2 separate regions of the Mus musculus genome follow, and region 2 is linked to region 1. The links are chromatin contacts, found by Hi-C or POLR2A ChIA-PET in ENCODE. All regions are on one chromosome and are shown on one strand. The core of a region is the stretch at or near the end of the contact, and the rest is flanking DNA. Distances in the headings are between cores, read along the strand shown.

What was found. A loop is a pair of places that touch in the nucleus more often than their neighbours do. ChIA-PET counts read pairs that join two places held with the same protein, here RNA polymerase II (POLR2A).
Region 2: POLR2A ChIA-PET joins it to region 1 with 57 read pairs in Patski. The contact joins the promoter of Micalcl here to the enhancer-like site in region 1. A Hi-C loop is called at or near these places in 6 of 37 maps with a recorded cell type or tissue (gastrocnemius and heart). POLR2A ChIA-PET finds 5 or more read pairs at or near these places in 1 of 5 experiments (Patski).

Annotation. Positions count from the first base shown.
Region 1 is chr7:112,202,778-112,208,627 of GRCm38, forward strand. Gm39070 (a long non-coding RNA gene) reads left to right here. Exons shown (of 3, transcript XR_001778349.2): 3 at 1,113-1,215. Among named protein-coding and RNA genes, the nearest start is that of Gm39070, 6.1 kb to the left of the region's middle. Within about 2 kb of position 1,359, at least 1 of the 3 ENCODE cell types and tissues checked has a DNase peak (open chromatin) inside an H3K27ac peak, as active enhancers do; it is heart, where a contact is called at or near this core.
Region 2 is chr7:112,372,615-112,379,038 of GRCm38, forward strand. Micalcl (MICAL C-terminal like) reads left to right here and starts at 2,243. Exons shown (of 10, transcript NM_001381862.1): 1 at 2,243-2,755; 2 at 3,401-3,475.

The DNA of each region.
Region 1 (5,850 bases), core at 109-2,608:
GGGGAGGAAGGAGGAAGAGAAAGAGGAGCTTAGCTGAAGGTAATCTTTTTCAGATGCTCTTTGTTTCAAGACCTACAACTGTAGCCCTAAGGAGAGAGAGTTTGTGCTGGGTGCTCACACCCCTTCTCCCCAATATCCCATTCCCCTGGGACTTGGTCTCCTGGTCCTCAGCCCTGGCAGAGGCAAGCTTATCTTTGACTAAGCCTGACTCAGCCACCCCTGATGGCGTCTTCTGGGCTATTGCCCTTCCCAGGATGTAATCGTGTATGCTCTGTGGGCAGACGGTCTGTAACAAATTTCTTAGGATGGAAACCAAATGACTATAAAAATAGTTGGGCCAGATTGCTGGAATGCACCACGGCTCAGGAGTAGCCCGGGGATGTCTGAGCCCAAGCTAGTGGCTGGCAAATGAGGCTCATACCCACTTTCTTCCATCCTGTCTACCTCAAGGTACCCATTGCATGTCAGCTCCAAATGGGAACAGAGGATGATGCGAGCTCGGGCACCTTCTTAGAGGCTCGCTTTTAGTATGCATTTCCAGAAAGCTTCCTGGTACAGATCAGATACTCCCTGACTTACCTGGCCCACCCGAGGTTGGCATCAGAAGCCAAAGTTCCAAGGGAGACAGCGTGGAATGAGCCATCTCCACAGCTCCCAGAAGCTTTGTTCAAGGGACAAGTCCCCTTTTGGGGTGACTGGGGAGTGGTAAAGCCAATTTCGAATGAGTTTAGTCTCTAGAATGCTGGCCACCTGAAGATGTGGTTTTCAACTAGAACGTTCCCCTTTCCTGTCCCTCCTTTGTCCCTGGAGGACTCAGGTTGGAAGCCCTGCTCTCCCCTCCTTCACCAGGGATTGCTAAAGGTGGGTCAAACAGTCAAGGAGGCCAGAAGATGTTGGTGGCTGTGATGGGTAATACTGATGGTCAGCTTTCCAGAACATAGAATTGAAGAGACAACCCCCTGGGTGTGTCGTCTGTAAGGGGCTTTTCTAGATACAGTTAACTGAGGTGGGAAGGCCCCGCCCTGATGTCAGATGGCACCAATCCTACTGCACAAAAAGGGGAAAGCTAGCTGAACCCCAGCTATTCATCTCTCTTTGTTTCCTAACTGCAGATGCAACATGCTGGACCAGCTGGCTCACCCTATCATGATGGAGTGAGCCAAAATGAAAATAAACGGGCCCATCTTTCAAGTTGTTTTTGTCAAGCATTTTGTCACAGCCAAAGCAACACAGTGGCCTTATGGAGAGTCTTGGCAATGGATACCTTGACACCTGGTCCAAGGTATTCATTCCAGGCCAGAGACAGCAGGAGCAACGACACAGGAAAGCAAAAGGGCTTGGAGGTGGAGCTTTGTCAAACCCTGGCCCAGTCTCCTCTTCCTCCCTGGGTGCAGGAGCTGCTCATGCGCCTGTGAGCACAAAAGTCAGCGAGGCAGGGAGTTCCCATCAAATGCAACTGGTTAGATCCTGGGACCAGCCATGCATGGGAAGGTCTGAGTATGAAGGCGTTTGCTTGCTTGTTTGTTTGTTTGTTTGTTTGTTTGTTTGTTTGTTTTGCACAAACTAAATTAAAGGCAAGGATGGGACATGTGCGAAGGATCCTGAGCACTGCTGCAGCAGGAAGCCTCCGTTTGTGAGGCAGTGAAATCACCGTATATGGCCTGAGAGGAAATCCTCAGCAAAGATGCAAATAGGTCACCAAGTAATAGCAAAACTATGCAGCTGACTGGAGATGCTGTGCAGCCTCTGCAGCTGAGCAAACTCCAGGACCAAGAGGGCCACAGAGGATGGGGCACAGGAGACTCTCCCTTGTGCCGCTGCCCCCCCCCAGCCAGTGTCTAGCCCCCTCGTCCTATCTCCCCATTGGGATCTGTCCCTAGTCTCTCCAGAGTCCCCTTGTTCCAAGTGGCTGAGATCAGGCAGGGACAGGAGTTTGTTGGACTCTTGCTGGTGACTAATGCAGTACTTGAACAGGAAACAGACTGCAAAAGACTTAGGAGACACTATAATTAGCTCATGTCCTAAAAACACTCACTTGGGAAGAAATGGAATTAACACACTGGGAGGAGGAGGAGATACAGCTCCCAAGCAAGCTGAGGCATCATCCAGGAAGTGAGCCTTCCTCCTAGGCAGCTGCCACACTGAGTGTACCCAGCTCTGCTCCCGGAGCCGACCACCAAGCAAGCCCTGCTTACTGCCAATAAGATTGTCTGTGGTTCTGGATAAGCCAGATTCACAGGGACGTGATATACTAGGATATGCATGAAGGACTGAGATTCGGAGTTCAAGAGGGTGAAGGCTCTTGCTTTGGGCTATTACGGATTGTATGTAAACATTTTCTCATAGGCTCATGTGCTGGAGCACCTGGTCTCCAGCTGGTGGCTCTGTTTTGGGAGACTGTGGAGCCCATAGGGGCCATGGTCTAGAAGGAGGAAGTGGATCTTTAGTGGCTTTCCATATCCTTTTCCAGTAGATTCCTTCTCAACTTCATGTCTTTGGTCATAACCTACTAAGTATAGTGAGTTATGTATAGTGGGGCCACATCCTTAAGGAAGATTGATTCACATTACTGTGACAAAATATCTGGGGGGGGGAGGGACAACTTAAGTGGGGGGTGGGTGTTTTGGCTCACAGTTTGAGGATATATAGTCCATCACCACGGGAAACCATACATCTGGCCCATGGTCACAGGAACACCTGGCAGCCTCTTTGTACCTTGTATCACTAACTGCAGAGCACATACAGAAACCTTCATTTAACCCTCCAGGCCCTCTGCCCAGAGGCCTACTGCAACTATCAACTGCTAATAGCTCTTCAGTAAGGCGCGGGACCTGGGAAACTCTGGCTGGTTTGATCCTGTGCAGGTAAGGACAGCAGATGTAAGTTCACAAGTACAGTCGCCATATCACGTCCAGATGGCAGCATAAAACAGAGCTCCCCCCCCCATCCTCCTCTGTGATGTTCCCTGAGCCTTGGGGCGTGGGTGACAGGGTAGGGCTGGGTTGATATAGATGTCCCATTTGATGTTCAGCATTCTTGTTAAGTATTTGGACACAGTTACAAGAAAAAAATAAGATCCCGGAGAAGCACAAAGTAGAGGTGATGATACTTTAAGAAAATCTCTTCTGATTGCTTCAGATTCCTCTATAAGCCAGGCTGCAGTGATCCTAGCAGCCTGAATCCAGTGATGGAGTAGAGAGCAAGTCAAGAGAATTGGCCTTGGATAAAGGGCAACTTGGGGTTATAATACTCGCCAGGACACTGAGTTACAAGGTCCCTTAGAGTGGACATTAGTAAGACTGTTGTCTTTTTGTGTGTGTGTTTTTTTTCCTAGTCTGCGGGACTTCAAATCTTTTATTTTTCAAAGCATTACAGCTTGTCTTCAAAGGAAAACCAGAAAATAGATCTATCCTGAATCCGGTGGGAGCCCACATTTCCTGGCGTTTATACAAAGCACCCGTTCCCTACAATGCCCTGGGGGCCCACAGAACACTGTTTGGAGTGCACAGATCTAGAGTCCTGACCCTTGGGGTTGGCCATCCAAAACTCTTTTTTCATGGTCCTTTTACTTCCTCCACACAAAAATTATTGCTAAAATAGCGAAAAGCGGTGACTATTTCTGGACTGGCATTGTCTAGAAATGTCAGTCAACACAGAAGGACGATTCATGTCTCTCAAGCCCCTGCCAACGGCTTAACAGCCTCGGAGCTCCATGATGAACAACACGCAGAGCTCACTTAGTTCTCCCTCTCCTCGGGAGCCTCAGCCTCTGCCGTGTGCTCTTGCAGCACCTCTTCTGAGAGACAGGTGCCATTTCCTATCCAGTGAATGGGAGCCGGCGTGGGGATTTGCTTCAGACAGTGTTTAGTGGAAGTGATGGGGCCAGCTCCAGGCGGGCCTTATGAAGCTTTGTGTCTTCCTCCTCTTCCTCCTCCTCCTTGCCCTCCTCCCCTAAACCCCACGTTCCTGCTACTGCCAGAAGAATAATTCTAGGCTGGCCTGCTGAGGACAAAGCAGAGGTGTCTCTGGAGAGGCCACACCAGACCAGCCACCCCCAGTTCACCTGCTGTCTGTCTGCAGAAGCATCAGTCACTAGACTCCCGCGGGATCATTAGTGATGGCCTCTCTGGGGCCTGTGTTTGGAGGAGTCTGTTCCTGCTCCAGCTCTTTCCATTGCTGAGTGACAAACCGCCCACTGCTGAGTACTTTATACTAATTGCAGTCTGAATGTGAAACGTCCCTTACAGACTCACGTGTCCAAATGCATGGTCCTTCCCCTGGTAGTATTGATTTGGGAGGTCGGATCCAGCTGGAGGCGGTAGACCTCTGGACAGACAGCCTTGAGGGTTATACAGTTTCAGCCTTTGCTCTGGCCTGTAGTTTGATCCCTGTACCAAGCAGCAGCCACACGATTCTGTTACCATGGGCCACTCTTTCTCCACCATGATAGACTGTATATCCTTAAACTGTGAGCCAAAAAAAAAAAAAAGCCCCTCCTTCCTTAAGTTGCTTCCATCAGATACTTTGTCACAGTGATGAGATAAGTGACTGATGCGATACTTAAATACAGCTGGGGGTTGGGTGGGGTAGCTCAGTTGGCAGAGTGCTTGCCTAGGGTGATAATGTTAAATATCAACTTGCCAGAATATAAGATCGCCTTGGGTTAGCCTCTGGTTAGGCTTATGGGAGATTACATTGGTGGCATTAACTGAGGTATGAAGTTCTGCAGGGACCATGATGAGCATTGCCTACCAAGGGCAGAATGGAAGAGATGGCCACCTGGGATATGTGAACTCGTACCTTTTACTCCTCTTTATCTGGATGGCTCCTACCCACACATTCCCTAACTTTGAAGGACTCTTTGGTGTGGGTGGGAGGAAGTGCAGCTGCCTGACTTTCAGAATCAAATGGATACAATCCTGTCCGCTAAGCCCTCTGCCAAAACCACAGTGGGAAAAATCAGACTATCAATGGGTGCAGTTACGATTCATACCTGACCCTCGTCTAGTGAGGAGGACGAAGGTTGTCTACCTGCCAGCCCCAGCCAAGCCCATCTGCAAGCGTTGGAAGGTTTTCAGCTATGTCATTTACTTCTCCCAGTCTCACGTACCAGTGATACACCAGGTTGACCCCAGCACAAGTGACCCCAGCAGGGCTGTGGCAAGGCCAGTGGTTGTTGCCCAATTCCAGATAGAGTTCCCCTTTAGGCCAGCACCTGAATAGCCTCTCGAGCCTTCTGCAACTCAGTCAGGCAAACAGGCTTCTGTCTCAGTACTCATGGTGTTTTAGTCACTGGGGGGCTGGGGGTCAGGGACAGAGACAGAGAGAGTTGATATGGGCTTTTGAAACCTCACAGCCCATCCCCAGTGACACAGTTCTTCTAACAAGGCTGTACACCTCCTCATCCTTCTAGTCACGTCAAAGAGTGACTAAGAATTCAAATATATGAGCCTGTGGGGGCCATTCTTACTTAAGCTACCACACACGTTTTTTTTGTTTGTTTGTTTGTTTTTTTCCTGCAAGGATGGAGTCCCCTGGATCTCATTTGGCTGAGACCCCAAAGCTGTACTGTCTTCCTTTATCTTTTGCCCTTATTCAGGCCAGACCTGGTTCTGAATCCAAAACCACTTCCTGCTTCAAACAGGAAGTTCTCCCAGAAGCGAGATGCCCCTGCCCACCTGGGGGCAAGTCTGCTTGGCAAATGTCAGAGCTACTTCCTGTCAGAGCTACTTCCAAGAATCCAAGAAACCTACCAGGTCCTGAAGGCAGGGAGCTACCCCTCCTGAGAGCCTGGAGCTTCATACTCCTGTCCTGGCTGGCCTTCGGCTGGAGACTGCTAATGGGAAACTG
Region 2 (6,424 bases), core at 993-3,492, 170 kb after region 1:
GGTCATTTGACAACAGCTATAGAGAAGGAAGAACATTGCTAGTATGCAACAATGAAATCAGATCAATGACATCTGGCTAAATTCCTGCCCTCTACGCCTTTCCCCAAAACAGGTTGTGCACTGTGAGCTCCAACAGTGATCCTTTAAAATAACACAGAGTAGGGCCAGAGAGATAGCTCGGAAGGTAAGAGCACTTGCAGAGGATCCAGCCCTCAGATGGTGGCTCACAACTGCCTGTACTGCCAGCTCCAGGGACTATGACACATCTTCTGGACTCTGAGGGCACCAGGCATGCACATGGTACACAGGCATACATACAAGCAAATACTCATACACATTTTTAAAAACGAACATAAAACCTACATGCAAACATACTACTATGTAGTAGTACACACAGAGTGCAAGCTTGAGAGAAGGGACTCAGCTAAGCTTTGTGCTGTTTGACACTGCTCAATAAACCATTGCTGTAAACGTTACTTAGACATTTCTTTTGCCCGATGTGGGTATGCAAACCTGTATTCTCAGCACTTGATAAGCAGAGGGTGGAGGGTTGCTGCTAGCCTGAGGTCATCCTGGTCTACACAGCAAGATACAGGCCAGCCAGCGCTACATAGTGAGACCATATCAAACACAAAGGAAGAGAAAGAAAAAAGGGGCGGGGGGAGAGACAGAGACAGAGTCAGAAAGAGACAGACAGACAGACAGACAGATTCTTTTGCTGAAAAGTGCTGAATCCAGAGGGAGCAGGAAGATTGTAAGATCCAGAGAACTGGGATGTTTTCAATGAGATTGTGTTTCCTAGTCATGTCAGATGCTACATCCATGAAGTCTCACCAACATGACTACCTAAACGGAAGCCGAGTTAGGACATCCACATGCCAACGTGGGTGGGGGGAAAGCCCATGTGGACTCAACCCTACACAAAGAACTGGAGTCAACTAAGGCGTGCTGAGAGGGGAAGAAAGAGTGGGAAGAACACAAGACCCCATTGCCCTGAAAACACACATACGAGTAATATACAAACAGAGCAGGTTATATTTAGGAATGTGTGTGTGTGTGTGTGTGTGTGTGTGTGTAACAACAATTATTGGGGGAAAACCGAGGCCATGAATTTGAAAGAGAGCAAGGACAGGAACATGGGACAGTCCAGAGGGCGGAAAGGGAAGGGAGAGATGATGTGCTTATATTATAATCTCAAAATTAGGAGACCAATGCTGCTGCTCACTTGGGCCCACAGGCTGATACAGAGCAAGGAAACCCGGCCTTTCTACCTGAATTTGCTTCTGTCTTTGTCCAAGCTTTGGGCCAGACTCCTGAGTGTCAATCACTTCAGAAGCGTCTGTGTTGAACTAAGTGATACCCGCCCCATCTCTCCCACCTGCCAAGGTTGAAGGCATAAAGAAGAGAGTGATCCTGGCTTACTTTTAGCCCTTATAGAGTCCTGTTCCAGGCCCCCAAAGAAGTCTACAGGTTTCCAGTCACTGTTCTAACCTACAGTCACTCCTTAGATTTCAGAGCAGCAGAGCATGGCAAACGGTCACGGTGATGAGATCGCACACAGCCCACCCCCAGCCTCCATGATCATGAGAAGGGCGTGGCCTGTTCTCTCAAGCACTAAGATGTTTCTTCTAGTCACTGTGCAGAGCCAGAACAAAACACTGATTAACCAGCCCCACCTGGACTTTGTTCTCTTGCCTCCTGACCCAGATCTTTGTCTATTAAACCCAGAGCTCACATCAGCACTCCAGAGATGGGCTCAAATGCTTGCTTTGTGGTGTTTAAAATACTTAACCTGCATTTTCACAATGGCGTCTGCTCACTTTCTCTGGGAAAAGCTTGACATATGGGTAAAACACCATGGCCAGGACAAACTTAGAAAAGGATGGATTTATTTGGGCTTACGGTTCCAGAGGGATGAGAGTCCAGCATGGCACGGAGGCCTGACAGCAGGCGGCAAGCAGCGGTGGCGGCCAGAGCAAGAAGCTGGGAGCTCACCTCTCCAATAGCAAACACAAAGCAGAAAGTGAACGGGAAGAAGGGTGAGGCTATACATTCTCCGAGTCCAGCCCTCTCAGTGCCCAAGCATTCAAATACCTGAGCCTCCTGGGACATGTCTCGACCCAAGCTTCACAGAACCCATGGAGCCGGGCCTCTGACCTAGGACTCTTATTATATTATGACCTCACTATGGTGAAACTATGCCTACGTGGCCTATTACCACCAGTGGGGCACTTGAGCCATCAGTTCCACTATCCCACTGAGGTTAAAGCAGAGACCCTAAGGAGCTGAAGGTTCTGGTCCTGAGAAAGGAAACCCAGGTAGTGGCTGGCATGGCAGTGCTCAAGTCAGCTCACAGGGGTGGGATCTCACAGGGGTGGGATCTCACAGGGGTGGGCTGATGTCTAAGTGAGGTGAGAGAACATTCACTGGAGAGGTGTTGGATCCAAAGAGTTCTGTGTTCGAACCTTCCCTGTTCATTCTCCCACACCCAGACCCCTCCTGGGGGTCTCTTCCTCCCCCATACCTCCCAGTTCTACCTTCTGCCCCTCACATGTGCGCTCACGCCCCTCCTTTCTCTATGATGGAAGCACGGGGGCCCGTGCCTGAGAGCCCTGCACAGGAACAGGATGCAGCTGGATGCCACATCTGTTCTGAGGTTCGGGGCGGCCAGTGCCTGTGCTCAAGGCCCAGCCAGGCAGAGGGGAAGCACACAGGGCCCTGCAAAAGTGCTTCCGCAGGAACCCAACTTCCAGGAGTCAGTTCTCACTTTCTACTTTATTGGGGCAGGGTCTCTCCTGATGTTTCTATTCTCCCATCTCACTGTAGGACTACCGCCATTACAGACACATGCCTCTACAGCCAGGTTACTTTTTGAGATTGGAATCTAATTACAACATTTCTCCTTTTCTTTCCCTCCCTCCAGACTCTCCTAGACAGTTCTCCCTCCTCTACTTGAAATCATGGCCTTTTTCCTTAATTGCTATTGCATGCATATATGTATTTGTATCATACAGATATATTTCTAAAAATAACCTGTCTTGTTTATATAGTGTTACTAGTATGTGTCTCCAGGCCTGACCAGTTAGCACTGGGCAACTCATTAATGTGCCCTTTCCTGGGGAAGGCTTTCCTTCCTGCTCCCAGCATTTCATCTGGGTTGCAGGGAATCAAACCATCTCCCCAGCCTCCTATATAATTATTTTATGGACGTGTGTATGAATGAGTGAGTGAGTAAATGAATGAATGAATTAATGAATAATGGGAGGGGGGTCAGAGAAGTACACTATGATAAGAAGTGTCTCCGCCCATCCTAAGCATCTTCCTGCTAACTTTTGGTGAGTAAGCCATGGGAGACAAATTCCTCCCCTACACAGCTAATGGTCTCTTACTCCCTCCTCAGCTCTGCAGCGGGCCCATAGCCTCCAGTCTCCAACTCCAAGCAAATACCAGAACTGGAGAAGAAGATTCCAGTCCAGTGAGTCATGGGCAGGGGGAGGGGTGGGGGAGGGCAGTCTCGCTCATTCCTTACATGGTATCTTCTCTGGCCTAGCCTGGAATCCAAGGGCAAGGAAAACTGTTAGCTTGACTTGATTTCCACTGCTGGCTGTAATCATTGCCGAGGGATTTGGGAACTCTCCATTCCTCTCCCTCTACTCGGAAATCCCAGCACCTTAAGATTCTGTAGTTTCACAGAGCTGTAGCAGCTATGAGCTCCAAGTTTGAAATGAGAAAGGGAAACTGAGAGACGGGTGCTTGGTTCTGTCCCAGAAACTGGACTAGATCCCAACCCCACCCCACCTCTGCTTTTGGTTCTATGCCATTGTGACCAAGGCAAGAAGATAGCAGCTTGCACTAGAATATAAGTGTGTGTGTGTGTGTGTGTGTGTGTGTGTGTGTGTGTGAGAGAGAGAGAGAGAGAGAGAGAGAGAGAGAGAGAGTTTATTTCTTCTCCAGATCTTGGCCCCGGGTGAGTTTCAGAGCTCCCACAAGAGGAACAGTGTCTACAGTGACCATGCACACACAGTCACACAGCAAACAGAATTCCTCCAGGACCCTTGAGTGAGAAGCTGAGGGTCCACCCTGCTCTGACCCCATCACCCTCTTCTGCCTCCCCTAGTCTGCATGTTCTCTCTCCCACCTCCATCTGCCCAGGCTGACCCAACACGGCCTTGGGCTTCTGCTCTTCCTCCTTCCGAGTCAGCTTGATTCCTGGCCAATGAGTCACTTCCCACCAACCCCCAGACTCACCACTTCTCCTGTGTCTACCTGGGCCAAGGGCCACCTTTGGAGCCAGACCAGGCCTGCATACCTGGGAACAAGCTAAGATGACACCTGAATCATCTGAGCTCCTTCAGGTGTCAAACCTGAGAGGACAGAGAGAACTAAGGTTTCCAGGAGTCTCCCCACAACAAGCGCTAGGATCCCTCTCAGGCCAGTCCTCCTGGGTGCTAAAGCCATCCCAACAGTTGAGTACCACCAGTGTCAGGGCGCTCAGTCAGTCCTCAGCAAGCTCCCAGCATGAGGTGAGATAGGAGCTTGGCAAACATCAGGGACAGGGGTTCTAAAAAAAAAACAAGACAGACTTCTACTACTCAGAGGTGGACTTCGGGGACAGACCTGGAGACTTTAGCATTCCATTACTAATGGATACAGGGTGTGAGTCTTAAGCAACAGTCATGCTAGGTGCAGACAGGGCTTGAACCTGTTATTTCTGTGACCTAGCAAGGTCTAGTTCAAAGGAGTTCTTGTTTATGTGTAAAAGGGGGGAAAGAGAGAGAGGAAAAAAGGAAGGAAGTTTAAAAACTGGTTGGATTAGGGCCCAATGAAACAGTATATGGGTTCAGACTTGCAGGATGCTGCCCCTAGAGGGCGCTCCAAGACTTTGAGACGACAGAGTCCTTCCTACTAGGAAGCAGTAGTACTCGGAATCCCAGTCATCATGTCAACCCCGAAAGTCAAGAACCCCTATGCCCCAGAACAAGGCTTATAGGATATAGGGCATAGGCATCCTTTCCAATTGAGCTGGCTTAGAGTGAACTGAACGTCACCATCAGGGGGAAAGGCCGCCGCTGTCAAACAAAAACAAGAGAAAGTCGCACAAGGAATTGCCCCAGCGAGCACAAAGACTATAATCCTGTCCAGGGCCTACTTTTCAACCCCTTTGGCACAAAAGGACCTGCTAGCCAGGAGCACTCAGTCCCTTTGCCCTACAGAGGACAAAGCAGCCTGGCTGGGCCATCTCAGAGCTCCACAGCAAGAATGGGAGAAGAGGATGGAGGTAGATAAAGAATGAGCTCCTAAGCCAAGAGTTAGAGCAACCCTGGCTGGGCCGGGTGTCCCACGGCCTCTGAGGCAGACCAGGGGTCTATCTATTTGCCAGATAGTTTGTGTGCAAGGGGAAGGAAATGGATGCGAATCATGCTAAGCTAGCTTGTGTCTGCATGGCGGGCGGTACTTTTGGATAAGGACACTGGAGGTGAGTAACTTGCTCCCGTGAATAAATTGGGGTCCTGGGGGTCCCTTTCCCATCTTTTAGAGGAGCTTGAAATCATGATCAGTCTCATGGAAGAGGTTTCCCATCTCTCAGCTCCTCCCTGGCCTTTCTTTCCCCTCTGGAGTCCTGCCTGGCCCTTGGGCAATGCCTTGGCCCAAGGACAAAGTCAAGGGGAGAGACCAGGCCCCATTTCTCAAGCCTTCCACAACCTCTGACTTTAAGATAATGGATAAGGACGTTGTGACCAGAGATCTCACAGCAAGGATGGATCCTGGGATGACAGGAAGGAGAGGGGAGCGGCTTCTGCATCATGATCTTATAGATCCCAAGACCTCTCTGTCTAGCTTGTGTCTAGCCCAAGGTGTCCCTGACTCTGTGTCACAAGGTCCTCTGTGACTCCTCAGAGGAACAAAGGGACAGTCTGTGGAGCTGAGGAGACTTTGGAGGCTACTTAAGGAGCCTGATTCAGGCAGGGAGAGAAGATTGAGGGGGCGAGAAAGAGAGGGAGACGGAATTTGGCAGGAATTTAGTAACTGGGGGCAGGAAGCAAGACAACGACTCACTCACAAGTTTTGCCTTTTTAGGCTAGAACCATTATGTTGCAGGCTGGGATGGGGTGTGGGTAATGGGCTGGAGGCCAGCGCCTCCCCTGCATCAGTTCCTGGCAGCTGATGGCCTTTCTCCCAGGGTTTCCCTCTAACCCACCTCCACAGCAGCCATGTTCCCCGGTTATCTTTCCCCTCAGAAACAGCCTGGGGCAAGGGTGGGGTACCCTATGGGAGCTCATGGACCACGTGTACAGCAGCCATCTTTTGAGAGCCTACACCTGGTATGCACTGCCTAACATGCTAATCTTTATATAAAGAGAGCAAAAATCATACTGAAAGTCCACCAAGGGCTCTCTGTCCCTGAAAGATGTTTGAAACTCTT